2 separate regions of the Homo sapiens genome follow, and region 1 is linked to region 2. Evidence: read pairs that join two places in POLR2A ChIA-PET (ENCODE). Cell type or tissue: CD4-positive, alpha-beta T cell. All regions are shown on one strand. Each heading gives the region's core, and the rest is flanking DNA. Links, peaks and the distances in the headings are about the cores only.

What was found. ChIA-PET counts read pairs that join two places held together with the same protein. Peaks named below come from ENCODE experiments on the same cell type or tissue, not always from the same donor. Only the 100,000 strongest peaks of a DNase experiment are listed, where the experiment ranks them.
Region 1: POLR2A ChIA-PET joins it to region 2 with 12 read pairs; 2 of 35 experiments call an interaction of 5 or more read pairs at or near these places.

Annotation. Positions count from the first base shown.
Region 1 is chr1:15,907,944-15,918,270 of GRCh38, forward strand. It overlaps SPEN (spen family transcriptional repressor), which reads left to right. Exons shown (of 15, transcript NM_015001.3): 4 at 1,378-1,538; 5 at 3,158-3,358; 6 at 8,185-8,336. LOC124904815 (small nucleolar RNA U13) reads left to right here and starts at 2,954; the gene lies at 2,954-3,054. RefSeq lists a silencer at 4,057-4,257. In CD4-positive, alpha-beta T cell, for the core only: no CTCF peak of the experiment used is centred there; no DNase peak of the experiment used is centred there; H3K4me3 peaks cover 145 bases.
Region 2 is chr1:15,690,050-15,700,376 of GRCh38, forward strand. All of the region lies in intron 1 of PLEKHM2 (pleckstrin homology and RUN domain containing M2), which reads left to right. Among named protein-coding and RNA genes, the nearest start is that of PLEKHM2, 11 kb to the left of the region's middle. RefSeq lists enhancers at 6,947-6,996, 7,007-7,056, 7,067-7,126, 7,197-7,266. In CD4-positive, alpha-beta T cell, for the core only: no CTCF peak of the experiment used is centred there; a DNase peak (open chromatin) is centred at 7,072; H3K4me3 peaks cover 1,121 bases; H3K27ac peaks cover 1,665 bases.

The sequences.
Region 1 (10,327 bases), core at 3,077-8,076, 220 kb after region 2:
TCCTTCAGTTGACTCTCTTTCTGTTTGAGGATTTTATTAAACTGAAGAGATTAGTTTCATTAACTCTCACCTTTCCATGTTATCACAGTGAAGAAAGCCTAAAGTAACATGATCTAGTAACTTACATAATATTTATTCATTAGTCCTTCAGTAATTTAAAAATTGCACCTACCTGGAAAATTATTTTGGGTATTGTTTTCCTAAAAATTACCCATGAGGTAGTAGTGCTACTACTACTACTACTAACAGTAACTGAGCAGTGCTGCTTCATTTATTTATTTATTTGTTTGTTTTGTTTGTTTTAAAGACAAGGCCTGACTCTGTTACCCAGGCTGGTCTCAAACTCCTGGCTTCGAGCGATCCTGCCACTTCTGCCTCCCAAAGTGCTGGGATTATAGGTGTGAGCCACCACACCCGGCCCTGTTTTATTTATTGGATACCTGTCATATTCCAAACTCTCTAAACTTTTGCGTTTCTTTAATTCTTTTTTTTTTTCTAAGATGGAGTCTTGCTCTGTCACCCAGGCGGGAGTGCAGTGATGCGATCTTGGCTCACTGCAACGTCTGCCTCCCAGGTTCACGCCATTCTCCTGCCTCAGCCTCCCGAGTGGCTGGGACTGCAGGCGCACGCCACCACACCCAGCTAATTTTTATATTTTTAGTAGAGACGGGTTTTCACCATGTTGGCCAGGATGATCTCAGTTTCTTGACCTCACCCGCCTTGGCCTCCTAAAGTGCTGGCATTACAGGCGTGAGCCACTGAGCCCCATCTGTTTTATTTAATTCTTAACCCTGTGATATAGGTACTATTATAATTATTTTCATTTTACACACTTGATATTGGGGGAAATTGGGTATGATGCAATTTTAGAAATACTATTTTCATTTAGTTTCATTATGTTGGCTGATAGTCCTGTGTTCCATGTGGTAACTTTAGGCATAAAATTATGATAGGAAACCCATTTCAAAGGTGTTAAGTGATTTGTCCACGGACATGTGCTATATGTCTGATCCAAGATTTGAATCTAGACCTCTGAATCCCAAACCCATATACGCACTATTATTATTATTACACTAAGTGAATTGAATTCACTAGTCTTACTTCATTTGAAAAAAAAAAGTTCAAGTTATTAATAGAATGCAACACTTGCATTGGTGGTATGTGGTGGTAAATGAAGATTATACTTTTGTGCTCCTGCATATTTATTGTCTTCTGCCACCTCTGAAGGTAGAGTACGAGATAGATGTGTAGAATGCAGGGCCTCCAGAAATTCCAGTCTGAAAATTTAGACCTATTAGTTATTTTAAGAAGTTTTCTAATGCTGCTCATTTTCTGTTTGTCTTTTCACTAAAGTTTGTTGTTGTTGCCTTTTTGCAGCAGTGATTCCAGCAGTAGTTCAAGTGATGATTCTCCAGCTCGATCAGTTCAGTCTGCAGCAGTCCCTGCACCCACTTCCCAGTTGCTTTCATCTCTGGAAAAAGATGAGCCCCGTAAAAGTTTTGGCATCAAGGTCCAGAATCTTCCAGTACGCTCTACAGGTAAAATTTTGTGTGAATGTCCTTTCCTCTGTGCTACTACTGAGGAATGAGGTATGATACTGCATTACATTGAAATAACTTTGGGCATAAAATTATAATGGAAAACCCATTTCGAAATATTAACGTTTTAAATGAGGAAAGCCATGAATAATGGAAAAGTCTGCTTAAGCTATTCTGTGGTCTCTACTGGTAATATTTTTAATTGACAGCTGACCGTAATATACTGTTACTCCTACATTGGTCATGTTGAGCATGTAAACAAGTTAAAACTATTAGTAGATAGTCATGCCAACAAAGACCAAATTAAGTATTTTTTAGCTAAGTGTATTTCAGTGATTGCTTAAATTATTTACTAAAATAGGGGCCAGGCGCGGTGGCTCATGCCTGTAATCCCAGCACTTTGGGAGGCCGAGGCGGGCGGATCACGAGGTCAGGAGATCGAGACCATCCTGGCTAACATGGTGAAACCCCGTCTCTACTAAAAATACAAAAATTAGCTGGGCGTGGTGGCGGGCGTCTGTAGTCCCAGCTACTCGGGAGGCTGAGGCAGGAGAATGGCGTGAACCCAGGAGGCGGAGTTTGCAGTGAGCTGAGGTCAGGCCACTGCACTCCAGCCTGGGCGACAGAGCGAGACTCTGTCTCTAAAAAAAAAAAAAAAAAAAAAAAAAAATTATTTACTAAAATAGCCTAAAAACTTATGTATCAGGTTTGTGAATAGAGTTATTGAGATACTAATGTTGATGAGCTTTTGATTTAGAGTACTTGGTAATTTAGAAATGGACAAGGGAGTAAAATTGGCTTGCCTTTCTATACACCTTTTATATTTCTAATAAAGCAAATTAACACAAGACCCCCAGATGGTATGATTCATCTGTAAAGGATACTAAAATTGTTTAGCATGCTACATGACACTTCTCACACAATTTTATCATTGAGATGATCCTTGGAAAGATAGACGATGCCTTTCCATTTCAAGTCTTTAACACTTTATAAACAGACATGTAAAAGTTTTATTATGAAACCTACCCCAAAGTAGAAGGAATAGCAAAATGAACTCCCCTTATATAATATCCAAGATTCAGAAATCATCATTTTGCATTTTTGCTTTATCTGTTTCCTGTCTTCCTGCTTTCCTACTGTTTTTTGTTTTTTTTTTTACCTTTAAGGTGAATCCTTGATGTTGTTTTATTTCATACCTATTTACACACGTATATTTATGTATATATCTATAATATATAAGGGCATTTTTCTGGATAACCACAGTATCATTCTTACCTAACAAAATAACCAATACTATCATCTAACAGTTTATTTTCAGAATTGTACAATAATCTCGAAACCGTGTTTTTAGAGCTTTTTTGTTTGAAAAAGTAATGTTTTAATGACAATAAAATTTAAGTCAAATCTCAAGCTAGATCCTTTTGTGGTTCATAAGCATGATGATTGGGTTTTCATGCTGTGTGAGGTGTGCCTCCCTCAGACCTTGTTATGACATTAGTATATTACCTGTCTGACATGAACAAAAAAATGAGAAAATCAGGCTAAAGATTTAGTAGGTTGCTTATTTAGTTATAATTAAATTAGAAGAATTAATAACTTGGTTTTTTTTGGGAATTTAGATACAAGCCTTAAAGATGGCCTTTTCCATGAATTTAAGAAATTTGGAAAAGTAACTTCAGTGCAGATACATGGAACTTCAGAAGAGAGGTATGGTCTGGTATTCTTTCGGCAGCAAGAGGACCAAGAAAAAGCCTTGACTGCATCAAAAGGAAAACTTTTCTTTGGCATGCAGATTGAAGTAACAGCATGGATAGGTCCAGGTAAGACACAAGCAAGCTGAGTTTGAGTTACTCATCACACACACTGTTTGTGTTGCAGTGTATGAGAGGGCAGCATATGATCCTGAATGAGGACACTATTCTGGCTTTATTTATTGACATATTTCCATTGTCTTCTGTTTTAAAAGATGGTTCTATTTATTGTTCAACTTAATAAAAAACATTGTTTTGGTTAGGGAGGATAGATTTTTCTGTTGCTGTAATGGAGCCTTGCTGACTGTTAAGAGTCTGAAAGGCAGAACTGTGTAGACCCTTATTGAGTCCAGCCTTCCCAAAAGGATTGAATTTATCAAAACTAGGAGGTAGCTCCTAGGAGTGTGACAACAGAATTACCTTGAATTGGAAAGGAAACTACTTCTGGTTGGGCGCAGTGGCTCATGCCTGTAATCCCAGCACTTTGGGAGGCTGAGGTGGGTGGATCATCTGAGGTCAGGAGTTCAAGACCAGCCTGGCCAACATGGTGAAACCCTGTTTCTACTAGAAATACAAAAATTAGCTGGGCGTGGTGGCGCACGCCTGTAATCCCAGCTACTTGGGAGGCTGAGGCGGGAGAATCGTGTGAACCCGGGAGGTCAAGGTTGTAGTGAGCTGAGATTGCACCACTGCACTCCAGCCTGGGCAACAGAGCAAGACTGCATCTCAATAAATAAATAAAAAGAAAAAAGAAACAAATTACTTAATATTGATGTGGGGGACTTGTTAGACCAGTTTTATTTCTATTATGTCCAATACAAGTTGGGTCTGTTTTTCCAGCTTGCATGACCTTGAAGACAGAGTAACAGGAATAAGCCTTATGGGTGCAACCCACTGAGAATTTCCAGGGAACATTTATTATCTTGAACCTACCTGTGGAACCTGTTATAAGGCAGGAAATCTTCTCACACGTGGCTTGCATTGGCATTTCTCCTGTTTCAGGACCGCCTGCAGTACTTGTTTAAAAATGCAGGCTCTTTAACCCTGCCCCAGCTTACTGATTCAGAGTTTATACACTTAAGTTTGGGAACCCCTGATTTAACAGAACTTGTGAATAAATTTGTAAAGGAATCAATAGAAACATTAAAAATTTATAGTCACTTTATGAAGCTGAGACACTTGAACTTTAAGACTTTAAGTGGAATTTATAGGGTAAACATGGCCTGTTATAGGATAAATATGAATATTCTTGTAATATTCATTTATTAGATAATTAAAAAGAAAAAAATGTAGTTCCCCTGGTGAGGATGCACAAATATGTTATTTGTATGGTAAAACTGGCACGGAATTGTTAGGGTGACCACTGCAAAATGGTCACTCTGTGATGTTACAATGAAACATAACAATTCAAAGGAATATTATCTTTTCAAAGGATAATAGGTTAAGCCTTCACAGTCCTTCTTCCATCAAGTTTGAGATGGATTGCCCTAAATTTTACTAAGCTAAGAGCAACTCCAGGAGTTCTTTAAAATTTAACACATTTGGAACAGGTCAGAACGGCTTGAGAAACATTTAGAATGTCATATATGTTTCTAGAGCCAATTATAATTATTAAGTAAGGAGGATCTCATCCAGGGGCATTCAGTATGTAACTTTTATCTCTAGATGGTAGGGCTAGCTTGAGATTTTTACTGTAAAAAGCTTTTAACCTAGTTATTTAGCACCTAGGAAATAGGCTTTACCTACTTGCCAGTGAAAATTTTGAGAAGTTTGGTTGGTTCAAGTATAGAAAAGCTAACTACTTTTCCCAGATAGGACAACATTAAAACCAGTTAAATGGGATATGTGAAAGCAGTTGAATTTTGAGTATGGAGACTAGGTTGGAATTATGCTCTCAGATGGTTAAATCATTAATGTTATATTGAAATGTATTGAGCTGATTGCTTAGGTCAAGGATTATTTTCAAAGATCCAAATCCAAGAAACCTAACTTTGCATATAGACCCATTGGTGGCTTCTAAGATTTCTTTTCCCATACATTGCATTACAATCCCCTAAACATGAAATTACAAGTTCAAGAAGTTTTTTCCCAAAGGTGTGTAGGCATTAAGACTTTGACTGGTTGTGAAGGTTAAGTGGACTACACGTGGAAAACTTTTTTTTTTGCTAACTGAATTTCCGATCTTGAAAATTTACTGCTGAGCGTGGTGGCTCACACCTTGATTGATTGATTGATTGATTGGAGACAGGGTCTCACTCTGTTGCCACCCAGGCTAGAGTGTAGTGTCATAATCATGGCTCACCAAAACCTCGACCTCCTGGGCTCAAGCGATCCTCCTGCCTTGGCCTCCCAAAGTGCTAGGATTATAGGCATGAGCCACCATGCCTGACCAAGCTCATGCCTGTAAACAGTTTGGGAGGCTGAGGCAGGAGGATCGCTTGAGCCCAGGAGTTTGAGATGTGCCTGGGCAACAAAGGGAGACCCCATCTCTACAAAAAATAAAAAATCAGCCAGGTAGCCAGGCTGAGGTGGGAGGATTGCTTAAGCCCAGGAGTTTGAGGCTGCAGTAAGCTATGATCCCACCACTGCACTCCAGCCTGGGCAACAGAGCAAGACCCTGTCTCCAAGGGGGAGAAAAAAAGAAAGAAAGAAAATGCACCAGGCAGGCCATTTGGTGGGAATGAAGCCGTTACAGATTTTAATAGTTGCAAATCATGCTTTCTTCTTGTGTTTCTGCCTTTCGGAGCACAAACCTCAATATTCTATCTGAATTTTTTGAAATATTATTAAATGTCTGTGCACATTTAAATTAAGACCAAATTGAGCTTAAAATGAGATATGTTCCTTTGAGATATGCAGAATATATGGAGACAGCTATTATGAGTCCTGGGTAGTTTCTGAGTCCACCTGAGTTTCATGTGAAAGTACATCATAGTCTGATTGATCGAAAGGGGTAACATTAGTTGAGCTACCATTGGAGCCATCAGTCTGGACTCAGAAGTGAGATGTATTCTGACTTAACTCAAGGTCCCTGAAATTGAGTTTTTAAAAATACCAGTGTTGTTGACATTATCAGTAATGTTCAATGGCTGGCTCTAAATGCTTCATTTCAGTAAAGTTGATTAAATATTAATTTTTTGGATGGCTTTGTTTTACATTAAGAAAAAAGAACACACAGTAGTTTCCTATAATTGTTATCAACAAAACCTTGAGCGTTCCTGCCCTAGACCAAGTTTATAAATGGAGCTTCAGAGAAAGGCTATGATAAATTAGAAATTAAGCCATTGCTTTTGACCATAAAAAATAGAGGCTGGACGTCGTGGCTCACACCTGTAATCTCAGCACTTTGGGAGGTTGAGGCGGGCGGATCACCTGAGGTCAGGAGTTCGAGAGTAGCCTGCCCAACATGGCGAAACCCCGTCTCTACTAAAAATACAAAAATTTGGCCAGGCATGATGGCGGGCACCTGTAATCCCAGCCACTTGGGAGGCTGAGGCAGGAGAATTGCTTGAACCCAGGAGGCAGAGGTTGCAGTGAGCCGAGATTGCTCCGCTGCACTCCAGCCTGGGTGACAAGAGTGAAACTCCATCTCAAAGAAAAAAAAGAAGAAGAAGAAGCCGTAACAATCATTTCTGTTTGTCACTGGGGACCATGCAATATCAAAAGATAATTTAAAACATATTGCTTTAATCTGTTTTCATAGTTACTCTTATATCTAAAATTTCCGTATTTAGACAGTTGATTTATTGTGTTAGTATGAGAGGGGCGAAATGCTAAATATCTTATAAAATGTTGAAAAGTAAATGAAATTAAACAATGAAGGTGGACTATTTTCAGCTGAGTTTTTATGTCTATTTCAGAGTATAGTTTTATACGCCAAATTGAGAGCCTGCTACGTAATTTTGGAAACTAGGATTAGGCTCAAATAATTAATTACCATTTTTGCTGGGGTTTAAAATCTATTTCTGTGTCAGTGATTATTTTTAAAACAAATCAGGCCAAGTGCAGTGGCTCACGCCTGTCATCCCAGCACTTTGGGAGGCTGAGGCAGGAGGATTGCTTGAGCCCAGAGACCAGCCTGGGCAACAGGCTGGGGGGGTGGAAAAACTAGCTAGGCATGGTGGCATGCACTGGTGGTCCCAGCTACTTAGGAGGCTGAGGTTGGAGGATTGCTTGAGCCTGGGAGGTTGAGGCTCCAGTGAGCCATGATCCTGCCAGTACACTCCAGTCTGGGTGGCAGAGCGAGACTCTGTCCCAAAAACAACAGATCACCTTAGCAAAGATATCTATCTATTTTATTTTTTCTATTTTATTTTTGAGACAGGTTCTCTCACTGCCATCACCCAGCCTGGAGTGCAGTGGCGTGATCACAGTTCACTGCAGCCTCAACTTCCCATTCTCATGCTATTCTCCCACCTCCGCTTCCCAAATAGCTGAGAATACAGGCGTGCGCCACCATACTTGGCTAATTTTTTGTATTTTTTTTGGTAGAGATGGGGTTTCAACATGTTGCCCAGGCTAGTCTCAAACTCTGGGGCTCCAGCGATCCTCCCACCTTGACATCTTAAAGTGCTGGAATTACAGGCATGAGCCACCCTTCCCAGCTAATTTAGCAGATTTAAATCAGTTTATTTTTAATTTTAAAGGTTAAACAAAGTGTTACTTTAGCCTTAATTTTTTTTTGAAACGTTTATTTAGCCTTTGTATTCCTTTTTTGCTTTAGAGTTAATAAGGGGTGGCTATTTCTGAAGGTGTTTATGATATTTCAGTTTATGTGAGTATTCAAGCCCATTATTTCAGACATTTTGTTTTTTAAATGTAGATTTTTCCATGATATATAAATATGCATTAAAATACTGTCTTCTCTTTTTACTCGGCCCCCATTCCACTTACAGAAACAGAAAGTGAAAATGAATTTCGCCCCTTGGATGAAAGGATAGATGAATTTCACCCCAAAGCAACAAGAACTCTCTTTATTGGCAACCTTGAAAAAACCACTACTTACCATGACCTTCGCAACATCTTCCAGCGCTTTGGAGAAATTGTGGTATGTTGCTTTTACTATGTAAACAATTTTAGGTCTTTGTCATAACACATAAAGCATAGTACAGATTATATTTGGAAAGGTGATATTTAATGGTGTAATGAATGAACATTGTTGTGTGCTTTTAGCTCTTGCTAAAAGATAATCCAGAGAATCCCATTGGGTATGGTTCTATATACGTGTGTAAAAATGTAATATATGTCCTTTGTTTACACATATATATTTTCTTACCTCTTTTTTTTTTTTTTTTTTGAGACAGAGTATCACTCTGTCTCCGAGCCTGGAGTGCAGTGTCATGATCACGACTCACTGCAGCCTCAACCTCCTGGGCTCAAGTGATCCTCCCATCTCTCAGTCTCCTGAGTAGCTGGGACTGCAGACATGTCCCACCACGCCCAGCTAACTCTTGTGTTTTTTGTAGAGGTGGTGTTTTGCCATGTTGCCCAGGCTGGCTCTTACCCATTTTTATCTTTCTTTGTTCATTGGGTTCTGTTTTAATGCCATCTCTAGTCCTGTGGATTGAAAGGAAAATCTGGAAGAGAAAAATGTTTGTAAAAATGAAGCAGCAGGCTGAGCATGGTGGCTCACACCTATAATCTCAGCACTTTGGGAGGGTGAGGTGGGCAGATCACTTTGAGCTCAGAAGTTTAAGCCCAGCCTGGGCAACATGGTGAAACCCTGTCTCTATAAAAATACAAAAATTAGCTGGGCGTTGGTGGCTTGCTCCAGTAGTCCCAGCTACTCAGGCGGCTGAGGCTGGAGAACCACTTGAGCCCAGGAAGCAGAGGCTGCGGTGAGCCGAGATCACGCCACTGTACTCCAGCGTGGGTGACAGAGTGAGACCCTGTCTCCAAAAATAGAAGCAGCAAATTAGTGTATGATTGTTTTGTGATCACAGTGCACATCAGAAATACCTTGGGGATTACTAGAATATGGATGTCGTCTGCTAGCAGTTTAATTCTATTAGGAAGTCTTAATTTGAATCACTTTTTATATTATGCAAGTCATTGTTAGATTAAGGGGTACAAGAAGTTTTCTGTTCCTTTATGACTTAAAATTAGAGTCAGTTTAAAAATGAAAATATTTTGGTCACAGCTTTGTAATCTTGGGATATACTATTATTATTTTTTTAGACAGAGTTTCACTCTTGTCACCCAGGCTGGAGTGCAGTGGTGCGATCTTGGCTCACTGCAGCCTCCGCCTCCTGGGTTCAAGCGATTCTCCTGCCTCAGTCTCCTGAGTAGCTGGGATTACAGGCGCCCGCCACCATGCCCAGCTAATTTTGTATTTTTTAGTAGAGGCGGGGTTTCACCGTGTTGGCCAGGCTGGTCTTAAACTCCTGACCTCAGGTGATCTACCTGCCGTGGCCTCCTAAAGTGGTGGGATTACATGTGTGAGCCACCATGCCCAGGCTGGGAGATAACATTTTGTAAGATATCAGCCTTTCTCATCTCCTCAAAATCTTTCATAGAATCGTAACTTCTGTAGAAATCTGCACATGCCTTCTTTCTTGGTTCAGCCACAGCAAACTTATAGAGAACCACAACCCCCAATTAATGCTCCAGCAATATGATATTACAGATTCTTGGCCAGAAAGTCACACATCTGAGGTTTCATCAAAGCACTGGAAGCCCTGGTAGTTAGTTATTGTCCTTGATAGGTATGACAGCCCCACCCCAATGTCCTTCCTTGCTGATGGAGAAATGGATGACCTCATTTTCAATTATTTTGATTTGTCAAATTATTTTGGTTTTGTGGGAGTAGCATATACTCTAATTGCAGTTCTACTGCCTACCTAGATGGGTGGTATGGAATTCAGTAACCTATCTGGGCTCCAGCTTCTTTTGTCTTTAGACAGTTATCTGTTATTTATTTATTTATTTATTGATCTTTTAATTTTAAAGGTTAAAGAACAAAGATTTATTAATCTTCTCAGATATCATATTTTATTTTATTTATTTATTTTTAAGACGGAGTTTCACTTTTGTCACCTG
Region 2 (10,327 bases), core at 2,898-7,897:
CCAGCCGAGGTTTTTTTTTTTTTTGTTTTGTTTTTTTGAGACAGTCTTGCTCTGTCACCCAGACTGGAGTGCAGTGGCATGATCTTGGTTCACTGCAACCCCCTCCTCCTGGGTTCAAGCAATTCTCGTGCCTCAACCTCCAAGTAGCTGGGATTACGGGCACAGACCACCACGCCCTGCTAATTTTTGTATTTTTAGTAGAGACAGGGTTTCACCATGTTGGCCAGGCTGGTCTCAAACTCCTGGTTTCCAGTAATACACCCACCTTGGCCTCCCAAAGTACAGTCGTGAGCCACTGCCTCCGGCTTCAGTGAGAGTCTTATACTACACTGCTGTTTCTTCAAGCTCCAACTTTTTCTTAAAAGGCCACATGGCAAATATTTTCAGGCCGTATAGTCTTTGTTGAAACTGCTCAGTTCTGCTCAAAAGCAACCAAATGTGTATGAGTGTGGCTTTGTTCCAATAAAACTTTATTTACAAAAATAGGTATCAGGCTGGTTTTAGCCCACAGGCAGTAGTTCGCATACGACGCATGTGTTCATATGAAAAAGTCCTTGCCAAGGTAGGCCAGGGATTACTTCCAGAGAAGTTGGTGCACCAGTGCTATAGTTAACCAAATCTCTATTGTAGCTGTGTTTTTGCACATTAGGCTTGTGGAGTGAATGTGGACACTTGTAAATCCCATCATGTGTCCCTGTATTCAGTTATTCAAAACTATTTAGTGAGCACCTTCCCTAGAACCTCACCATCATAGGCCCTAGGAAGGTTCATATGAACAGGCAGATGAGTATCTGCCCTCATGGAGCTGACATTCTAGAAGAAAAAGAAGGTGATAAATTCGTAGACAAATACAGAGATGATTTCAGATCATGGTAAGCATTATGAAGGCATTAAAGCAATGTGATAAAGAATTGGCAGGGAGGTTTGCTTTGGAGACGATCAGGGAAGATTCCCTAAGGCAATGACATTGCATCCTGCAAGGGACACTGAGTAGGATAAGAGAATGAAAAATGATTCTTTTTGTGTGTGTGTTTGTTTGAGACAGGGTTTCACTCTGTGGCCCAGGCTGGAGTACAGTGGCACCATCATGGCTCACTGTAGCCTTCAACTCCTGGGATCAAGCGATTCTCCCGCCTCAGCCACCTGAGTAGCTGGAACTACAGACATATGCCACCACGTCCAGCTAATTTTTAATTTTTTAGTGTGGAGACAAGGTCTCACTATGTTGCCCAGGTTGGTCTCGAACTCCTGAGCTCAGGTGATCCTCCCACCTCGGCCTGCATAAGTGCTAAGATTACAGGCATGAGCCACTGCACTTGGCCGTAAAATTATTCTAAGAAAATAGTTGTTTTTAAAAACACACAAATAGCTCAGAAGTACATAAAATGAAAAGTAATTGCCCCTGTTCTCCTACCCTTTAAAAGGGATAAATGAATTGTAATAGGGTAACCATCTCTCAGTTCCTGGGTCCTGACAACCTTCTCTCGCCTCAGTCTCCCACCCACTTCGGTTTGGGCAGACAGTGCCTCACCGGCGTCGGCTCTGAGTGAAGTTCTATTTCTGGCCAGGCACACTGCCTTGAGCAGGAGTCTCCCAGTCCCTAGTCGGGATCGGGATTTACTGGCGCTGGTGAATGAGCCACAGCTGTTGTTCAGCCCAGCCTGTCTGTGCAGTTGAAAAGGCTGCCTTGCATGGTGAACTTTTTCTCATTTTTCTACTCCTGAGATAGGTTAGATCTGCAAGTACAAAAAAATTAGCTGGGGGCGGGGAGGCGAGGCAGTGGGCATAGTGGCTCACAACTATAATCCCAGCACTTTGCGGGGCTGAGGTGGGAGGATCACTTGAGTCCAGGAATTCAAGACCAGCCTGTGCAACATAATGAGACCCTGTGTCTTCAAAAATAAAAATAAAAAATTAGGTGGACATGGTGGCACATGCCTATAGTCCCAGCTACTCAGGAGGCTGAGGCAGGAGGGTCACTTGAGCCCAGAAGTTCGAGGCTGCAGTGAGCCAGGATCATGCCATTACACTCCAGCCTGGGTGACAGAGTGAGACCCTGTCTCGGCGGGGGAAAAAAAAAATTAGCTGGGGTAGCTCATTCCTGGAGAGGGACTGGTAGGTAGGTAGATGTAAAAATTGTATTGACTATTTGGTTTAGATCAATAGTTTTGTTCTCTGTGGCTTTACAGAAAAACTCATAAGAGTTTTAAATGTTCTCAAAATCCCTAAGGACCTGAGTCACCAGGACAAAGATTTACATAAAATAGTATCTACACACACGTTACAAACTGAAGTGTTAAGGGTCAGTGTGCCTTCTGCCTGCTCCTCTTCCTCCTTTTCCTAAATTCTCAGTAGCTATTTCCCTTCTTTCCTCTCTCCCAGAGTAAAGGCTGTCTGGTGAGGGCGGGGAGGGACCTGAAGGTCCCTAACCCGGAAACCATGTCGTGCACAGAGGGATCCTGACCCCATGAGTAACTCCACCCAGGCTCAGGAGGAGATACTAGTGGAGAAGTGATAACTGCTTTTTCTGAGCCCTGCCCATTCACTTTTTTCGTTTTTTGGTTTTTTTGTAGAGACTGAGTCTCCCTGTGTTGCTAAGGCTGGTCTTGAACTCCTGGCCTCAAGCCTTCCTCTCACTCCAGCCTCCCAAAGTGTGGGGTTACAGGTGCAAGCCACTGTGTCCATGCCCCATTCACTTTTTCTTTTTTTAATGGAGTTTTGCTCTTGTTACTCAGGCTGGAGCACGGTGGCACGATCTCGGCTCACTGCAACCTCCTTCTCCCTGGTTCAAGTGATTCTCCTGCCTCAGCCTCCCAAGTAGCTGGGATTATAGGCATGCACCACCATGCCCAGATAATTTTGTATTTTTAGTAGAGATGGGGTTTCACCATGTTGGTCAGGCTGGTCTTGAACTCCTGACCTCAAGTGATCCACCTGCCTTGGCCTCCCAAAGTGCTGGGATTATAGGCGCGAGCCACCGTGCCTAGCCACACTTTTTTTTTTTTTTTTGAGACAAAGTCTCTCTCCGTTGCCCAGGCTGTAGGGCAGTGGCGCAATCTCGGCTCACTGCAACCTCCACCTCCTGGGTTCAAGAGATTCTCCTGCCTCAGCCTCCTGAGTAGCTAGGATTACAGGTGCCCACCACCACACCTGGCTAATTTGTGTATTTTTAGTAGGGATGGGGTTTCACCATGTTGGTCAGGCTGGTCTTGAACTCCTGGTCTCAAGTGATCCGCCCGCCTTGGCCTCCCAAAGTGCTGGGATTACAGGCATGAGCCATCTCACCCGGACCCATGCCCGTTCACTTTTAAGATATGGTTCTCCTTTTACGAAATGCTTCTCTGACGTCAGGTTTCTGTTGGAAACCTTGTGACACTGTGTGGTCCTTTCCATCCCATCACAGAACAACCTGGGCTCGCTCTCTCCATGGTTTGGCCATGGCTTAGGCCTATCCAGATTGAAAGGCCCTGTGTGATGATTTGAGGCCAGGCAGAAACTCACTGGGGTTTAACAGAAACAGGTCACCATCTGGCAGCAACAGGCTGTTCAGACGGGGCTGACTGTCTGTGGTCATTCTGCCATTATGGCTAACACTCCGGAGCTTCAGATGGAGCAGTGGTCTCCCTCAGAACTCATCCAGCTGGAGCCCAGTGTGAAAAGAAATTCCCAGCAAAACTAAAATTCTGCTGCCAGCTGACACAAATGTTAGGTCTGGAAACATTGAGTAAGAGGCAGAGTGGTCCACACAAGCCTTAATGTGGAAAGGCAAGAGCTGGTGTTCAGTTCGTGACAGTTGTGGGGAGAAGAAGGTTGGCATTTGCAGGGATTGTGGGGCTCCTGGCTGGGTCATTCCTACCTCAGGAGTCTCCAGTGCCCATCTCAGGCATCAGGATTCACCACCACGGCAGGAGTGTGTTGCTGCTGGAGCTGGCAGTGCCCTTCTGTCCAACGGAAGCAGTAGAGCTTTTCTCATGACAGAAAGCTCTCTGGGTTGCCACCTCTGCTGATAAAACAGGTTTCTTGGCCAGGTGTGGTGGCTCATGTCTGTAATCCCAGCACTTTGGGAGACCCAGGCGGGCAGATCACGAGATCAGGAGTTCGAGACCAGCTTGACCAACATGGTGAAACCCCGTCTCTACTAAAAATACAAAAATTAACTGGGCATGGTGGCACATGCATGTAATCCCATCTCAGGAGGCTGAGGCAGGAGAATCGCTTGAACCCAGGAGGTGGAGGTCGCAGTGAGCCAAGATCGCGCCACTGTACTCTAGCCTGAGCGACAGAGCGAGACTCCATCTCAAAAAAAAAACACAAAAAACAAACAAACAAACAAAAAAACAGGTTTCTAAGCCTGGGATCTGGGAACTGCCATGCAATAGAGAATGAGCAACTCTGGGCCCCGAGCTCTCCTCCTTGAGGGTCTAAACCAGGCAGCAGGGCCGGTTGGTTTGGGTGAAGTCTCCTTTCCAGCCCTATCCTCCTTGGTGTTGCTCATTCCAGGTGCAAACATCCTAGAACTTCCATTTGAGGCAGGTGAATAAGGATGATTTCTGGGAGAGTCCTTTCCGCGGGAGATTAAAGTTTAGGCCATTGATCTATCCGTTATTGAAACCATCCAGGGTCCTGAGAGCTTCTCCTAACCTCTTGCCAGTGAAGCAGGTGGCCCTCTACACAGATATTCTCCTCCATGCTGTGTATTTTGTTTTGTTTTTTTTTTTTGTTTTTTGAGACAGAGTCTCACTCTGTTGCCCAGGCTGGAGGGCAGTGGTGTGATTTCTGCTCACTGCAACCTTCACCTCCTGGGTTCAAGTGATTCTCCTGCCTCAGCCTCCCAAGTAGCTGGGATTACAGGCAGGCACCACCATGTTGGGCTAGTTTTTGTATTTTTAGTAGAGACGGGGTTTCATCATATTGGCCAGGCTGGTCTTGAACTTCTGACATCAAGTGATCCACCTGCCTTGGCCTCCCAAAGTCCTGGGCTTATAGGCATGAGCCACCGCACCTGGCCTCATGCTGTGTACTTGTAATTTATCTTTTCCTCCTTTGCCATAAGTGTCTACAAACATTGCACAAATACATAAGGAAGAAGGTATTAGTTTCTTATAATTCCCTTCCTCCCCAGATAACTGTATTTAACAGTTGGAACTAACAGATTCTGAGAAACCCAATATTATGCGAGTACAAGGAAGGAACTGATGCGTGCTTGAAATACACAAAAATCTCCAAACTTAATTTTTGAGGGTAATCAACCTTCATTGTTCACACTTTTGCTCCAAGTTGTTTTTGGTGTTCACAGACTGCTGAGGCATGAGAGTCCTGAACATGTTGAGAGGAAGGGGAGTAATAAAACCACATGAATCCTTAACATTTAGTTTATTCGGCACCTGTTACATGCCAGGCCCTACAGTTGGCATGTTTACATGTGTTTCCTGGGTCAGTGGCCCATGATGTCGGGGCACTTTGGGTTTTTTGGGGTTTTTTTGGACAGAGTTTCGCTCTTTCACCAGGCTGGAGGACAGTGGCGCCATCTTAGCTCAGTGCAACCTCTGCCTCCCAGGTTCAAATGATTCTCCTGCCTCAGCCTCCCAAGTAGCTGGGATTACAGATGCCCATCACCACGCCTGGCTAATTTTTGTATTTTTAGTAGTGATGGGGTTTCACCATGTTGGCCAGGCTGGTCTCCAACTCAGGTGATCTGCCCGCCTCAGCCTCCCAAAGTGCTGGGATTACAGGTGTGAGTCACCGCACCTGGCCTTGGGGTTTGTTTTTTGAGACAGGGTCTTGCTCTGTCACCCAGGGTGGAGTGCAGTGGTGTGATCTCAGCTCACTGCAGCCTCGACCTCCCAGGATCAAGTAATCCTCCTACCTCAGCCCTCCTGAATAGCTGGTACTACAGGTGTGCACCACCACGTCCAACTAATTTTTTCTATATTTTTTTTTTTTTTTGTAGAGATGGAGTTTTGCCATGTCGCCTAGGCTGCTCTGAAACTTCTGGGCTCAAGCCATTCTCCACCTTGGCTTCCCAAAGTGCTGGGATTACAGGCATGAGCCACCACACCCACCCGATGCCTGTTTAACACATGAGGGAATGGAGTTTAGAGAAGTAAACTGCCAGAGGTTATTAAGCTCACAAGGAGCAGGGCTGGGATTCAAACCATTTTCTGGCTCTTGCTCTTTCCCATTTCTCTGACCCTTTTCCTTCTCCATGGTGTTGGTCTTGAAGTAACAGATAACACGTCCCCATGGGTCAAGTCTGGGGGCCAGTCCTCCATAAAACCACCTAACAAATATTTGTTTTTATTGTTTTGTTTTGTTTTGAGACGGAGTTTTGCTCTTCTTGCCCAGGCTTGGAATACAGTGGCACAATCTTGGCTCACTGCAACCTCCGTCTCCTGGGTTCAAGCAATTCTCCTGTCTCAGCCTCCCGAGTAGCTGGGATTATAGGCGCCCGCCACCACGCCCGGCTAATTTTTGTATTTTTAGTAGAGACGGGGTTTCATCATATTGGTCAGGCTGGTCTCGAACTCCTGACCTCAGGTGATCCGCCCGCCTCGGCCTCCCAAAGTGTTGGGATTACAGGCATGAGCCACCGCGCCTGGGCACAAATATTTGTTGAGTGAGTATTATGTGCTGAGCACTCTTCTCGTCATAGGAATCAACAGTGAGCAAATCCTACCAAGCTCCTTCCCCCGTGGGGCAGACATTCTGGAAGAGGAGACAGACATCAAACAAATTGCAGTGGGATAGGTGTACACCCCAAGTCCTCCCTAATGTCCTTTACTATCCATTATGGATTTGTAATCCAGGAAGGTCCATCATGCTTTCTAGCCTTGTATTTACGTTTTCAGCCTGTAGAATATCTGACTGTATTGCACGGGCCTTGGAATGGCAGCAAGGGTCCCCCCAGGATCCCCCAGCCTAACATTGTGATTTAGACAGTGACAGAGTGAGCATTTCCCTTGGCCATACTTGGGTTGTCTGGGTGGGGGAGGCACTCATGAGGTGGTGGTGTAGGCACAGGAGAGGAAAAGGGAAGTGAAAGATGAACACGCCAGCTGAAGCTTCTGTGCTTTGAAAGCCTGGTTAAAATGAGGCTTTGAAAAACTCCCTTCTCCTCCGCCAGTGCCACACACAACACTGAGCGTGCAGAGCTCAGAAAACCGAGCTCAGGGTCTCTGCCAGCTCCTGCTTCCGTCCCAGCAGTAGAAGAATGGAGTAGAATCGTGTGCACTCTGTTTTTCAGGCCATTGGCTGGCTTCTAGGTCTCTGGTGTTCGCTGAGGGGCCCCTTGGCAGAACCTCTTAGCAGTTTTCTCCCCACCTTAAGAGGAGTCCTCGGTCCCTCCGTAAGAAGTCAATCCCTGTGCTGAGTTCTCAGCCAGAGTAATCATAGTACCTTGAGGCTTGCACACTCCCCTTCCGGGAAGAGGAAGCATTTAGCTGCTTTTGGAAACCATGTTCTGTCAATTATGCTAGAGATCTGTGCCCAAGTAGGCTAGTCACTTTCAGCTGTCATTTTTCCTACACCACAAAGAAAGCACAGAAAAATGAAATCCACAGAAAAATGAAATGCACAGATAATTCAAGTACCTGCTTTTTTCCAGCTTTCCCCCTGCATGTCTTTCTTTTTCTTGAGACAGGGTCTCACTCTGTCACCCAGACTGGGATGCAGTGGTGCAATCACAGCTACTGCAGCCTCTGCCTACCAAGTAGCTGGGACTACAGGTGTATGCCACCATGCCCAGCTAATTTTTTTTTTTTGTACATTTAGTAGAGACAGGGTCTCGCCATGTTGCCCAGGCTGGTCACCCCCTGCATATCTTTCAATAGAGCTGCCAGTAAAGCAGAGAGTCTACCAACTCTCCAGCAGAAGGACTAATGAGCAGTAATTTCGGAGGTGGGCAAAGAAACCTGTGCAATTAGCTGCTGTATTTAGTGGCAAATGAATGGTTAAGAAGCATTGATTTCACCAAACTTGCTTAAAGATCGATGCAGTCCCATGGTGGATAAACCCTTTATGACAGCTCTACACGTTGGGGGACTTTACCAGACCCAGGTTGCCACCCAGTCTGGGCACACGCCCTTCCTGGCTAGGGGCATTGACTGCCCTTCTAAGACATCGCTGAAGGACAGCATTTTTCTTTTTAATATTATTTTTATTTTTTATTTTTTATTTTTAGAGACAGGGTCTTGCTCTGTCACCCAGGCTGCAGTACACAACCATAACTCCCTGCAACCTCAAGCTCCTGGGCTAAAGCAATCCTCCCGCCTCATCATCCCAAGTAGTTGGGACTATAGGTGTGTGCCACCAGGCCTGGCTAATTTTTTAGTATTTTGTAGGGACAGGGGTCTTGCTATGTTGCCCTGGCTGGTCTTGAACTCCTGGGCTCAAGCGAACTTCCTGCCTTGGGCTCCCAAAATGCTGGGATTATAGGTGTGAGCCACCACTCCCAGCCAACAGCATTTTTGTTTTTCTTTCTTTTTCTTTCTTTCTTTCTTTCTTTTTTTTTTTTTTTTTTGACATAGTCTTGCTCTGATGCCCAGGCTGGAGTGCAATAGTGCAATCTTGGCTCACTGTAACCTCTGCCTCCTGGGTTCAAGTGATTCTCCTGTCTCAGCCTCCCAAGTAGCTGGGATTACAGGTGCGCACCACCACACCTGGCTAATTTTTTGTATATTTAGCAGAGACAGGGTTTCACCATGTTGGCCAGGCTGGTCTTGAACTCCTGACCTCAGGTGATCCACCCACCTCAGCCTCTCAGAGTGCTGGGATTATAGGTGTGAGCCGCTGTGCCTGGCCAACATTTTTCATATAGAGCAACTAGCCTCATTGTTTTTGAATTGCAAGATCTCTGATTGGTTCTTATGCGGGGGTGATTTCTGGGCTTTCTTGCTCTATAATTCACTATAATTTGATTGCCATTGAGAATGAAATATTTTCTAGGCTATGGTGCAGTGGAACCTCAGGTGAAGGATTTTAAAATTAGGGGAGTAGGCTTGACGCAGTGGCTCATGCCTGTAATCCCAGGATTTTAGGAGGCCAAGGCAGGAGGATCACTTGAGCCCAGGAGTTTGAGACCAGCCTGGGCAATATAGTGAGACCCCATCTCTATTATTTTATTATTGTTATTATTATTTTATACTTTAATTTCTAGGGTACATGTGCACAATGTGCAGGTTTGTTACATAGGTGTGCAGGTTTGTTACATAGGTGTACATGTGCCATGTTGGTTTGCTGCACCCATTAACTCGTCATTTACATTAGGTATTTCTCCTAATGCTATGCCTCCCCCTGCCCCCCACCTCACGATGGGCCCCAGTGTGTGATGTTCCCCGCCCCGTGTCCAAGTGTTCTCATTGTTCAGTTCCCACCTATGAAGGAGAACATGCAGTGTTTGGTTTTCTGTCCTTGTGATAGTTTGCTCAGAATGATGGTTTCCAGCTGCATCCATATCCCTGCAAAGGACATGAACTCATCCTTTTTGATGGCTGCATAGTATTCCATGGTGTATATGTGCCACATTTTCTTAATCCAGTCTATCATTGATGGACATTTGGGTTGGTTCCAAGTATTTGCTATTGTGAATAGTGCCACAATAAACATATGTGTGCATGTGTCTTTACCACATCTCTATTATTAAAATAAATAAATAGGAGAGTGGGCCGGGTATGATGATAAGGTGGGAGGATCGCTTGAGCCCAGGAGTTCAAGACTGGCCTGGGCAATATAGTGAGACTCCATCTCTATTATTATATTACATAAATATATTAATCTAGGAGAGTAGGCTGGGCATGGTGGTGTGCGCCTATAGTCCCAGCTACATGGAAGGCTGAGGTGGAAGGATTGCTTGAGCCCAGGAGTTCGAGACTGTAGTGCACTATGATTGTGCCTGTGATGAGCCACTGCACTCCAGCTTGGGCAACATAGTGAGCCCCCATCTCAAAAAAAAAAAACAACAAAAATAAAATTAGCAGTGTACATCGGAAGCATTGCAGTTCCCTGGGGCTGGTGAAGCGGCAGGCACCCAGCAGCTGAAGCCTCTGTTGACATCTCATGTTGTCTAGGAGGGAAGCAACTGGGACATTCCTGATGTGGTCCCCTAAATCCTGCAGAGCCCCATCGCTGAAGCCCTGGGGATAGCCCATGGCCCCTGCTGCTCTGCCCTGCTCAGTTTTTTGTTTTGTTTTGTTTTTTTAATTTTATTTTTAGAGACAGGGTCTCGCTCTGTCACCCAGGCTCGGATGAGCACTTCTGGGGTGGTGGCAGCTGATGTCCTGACTGCTTTATCTCCAGGTGGGATGAAGCAGAAGGAGCTCCAGAAGTAGCT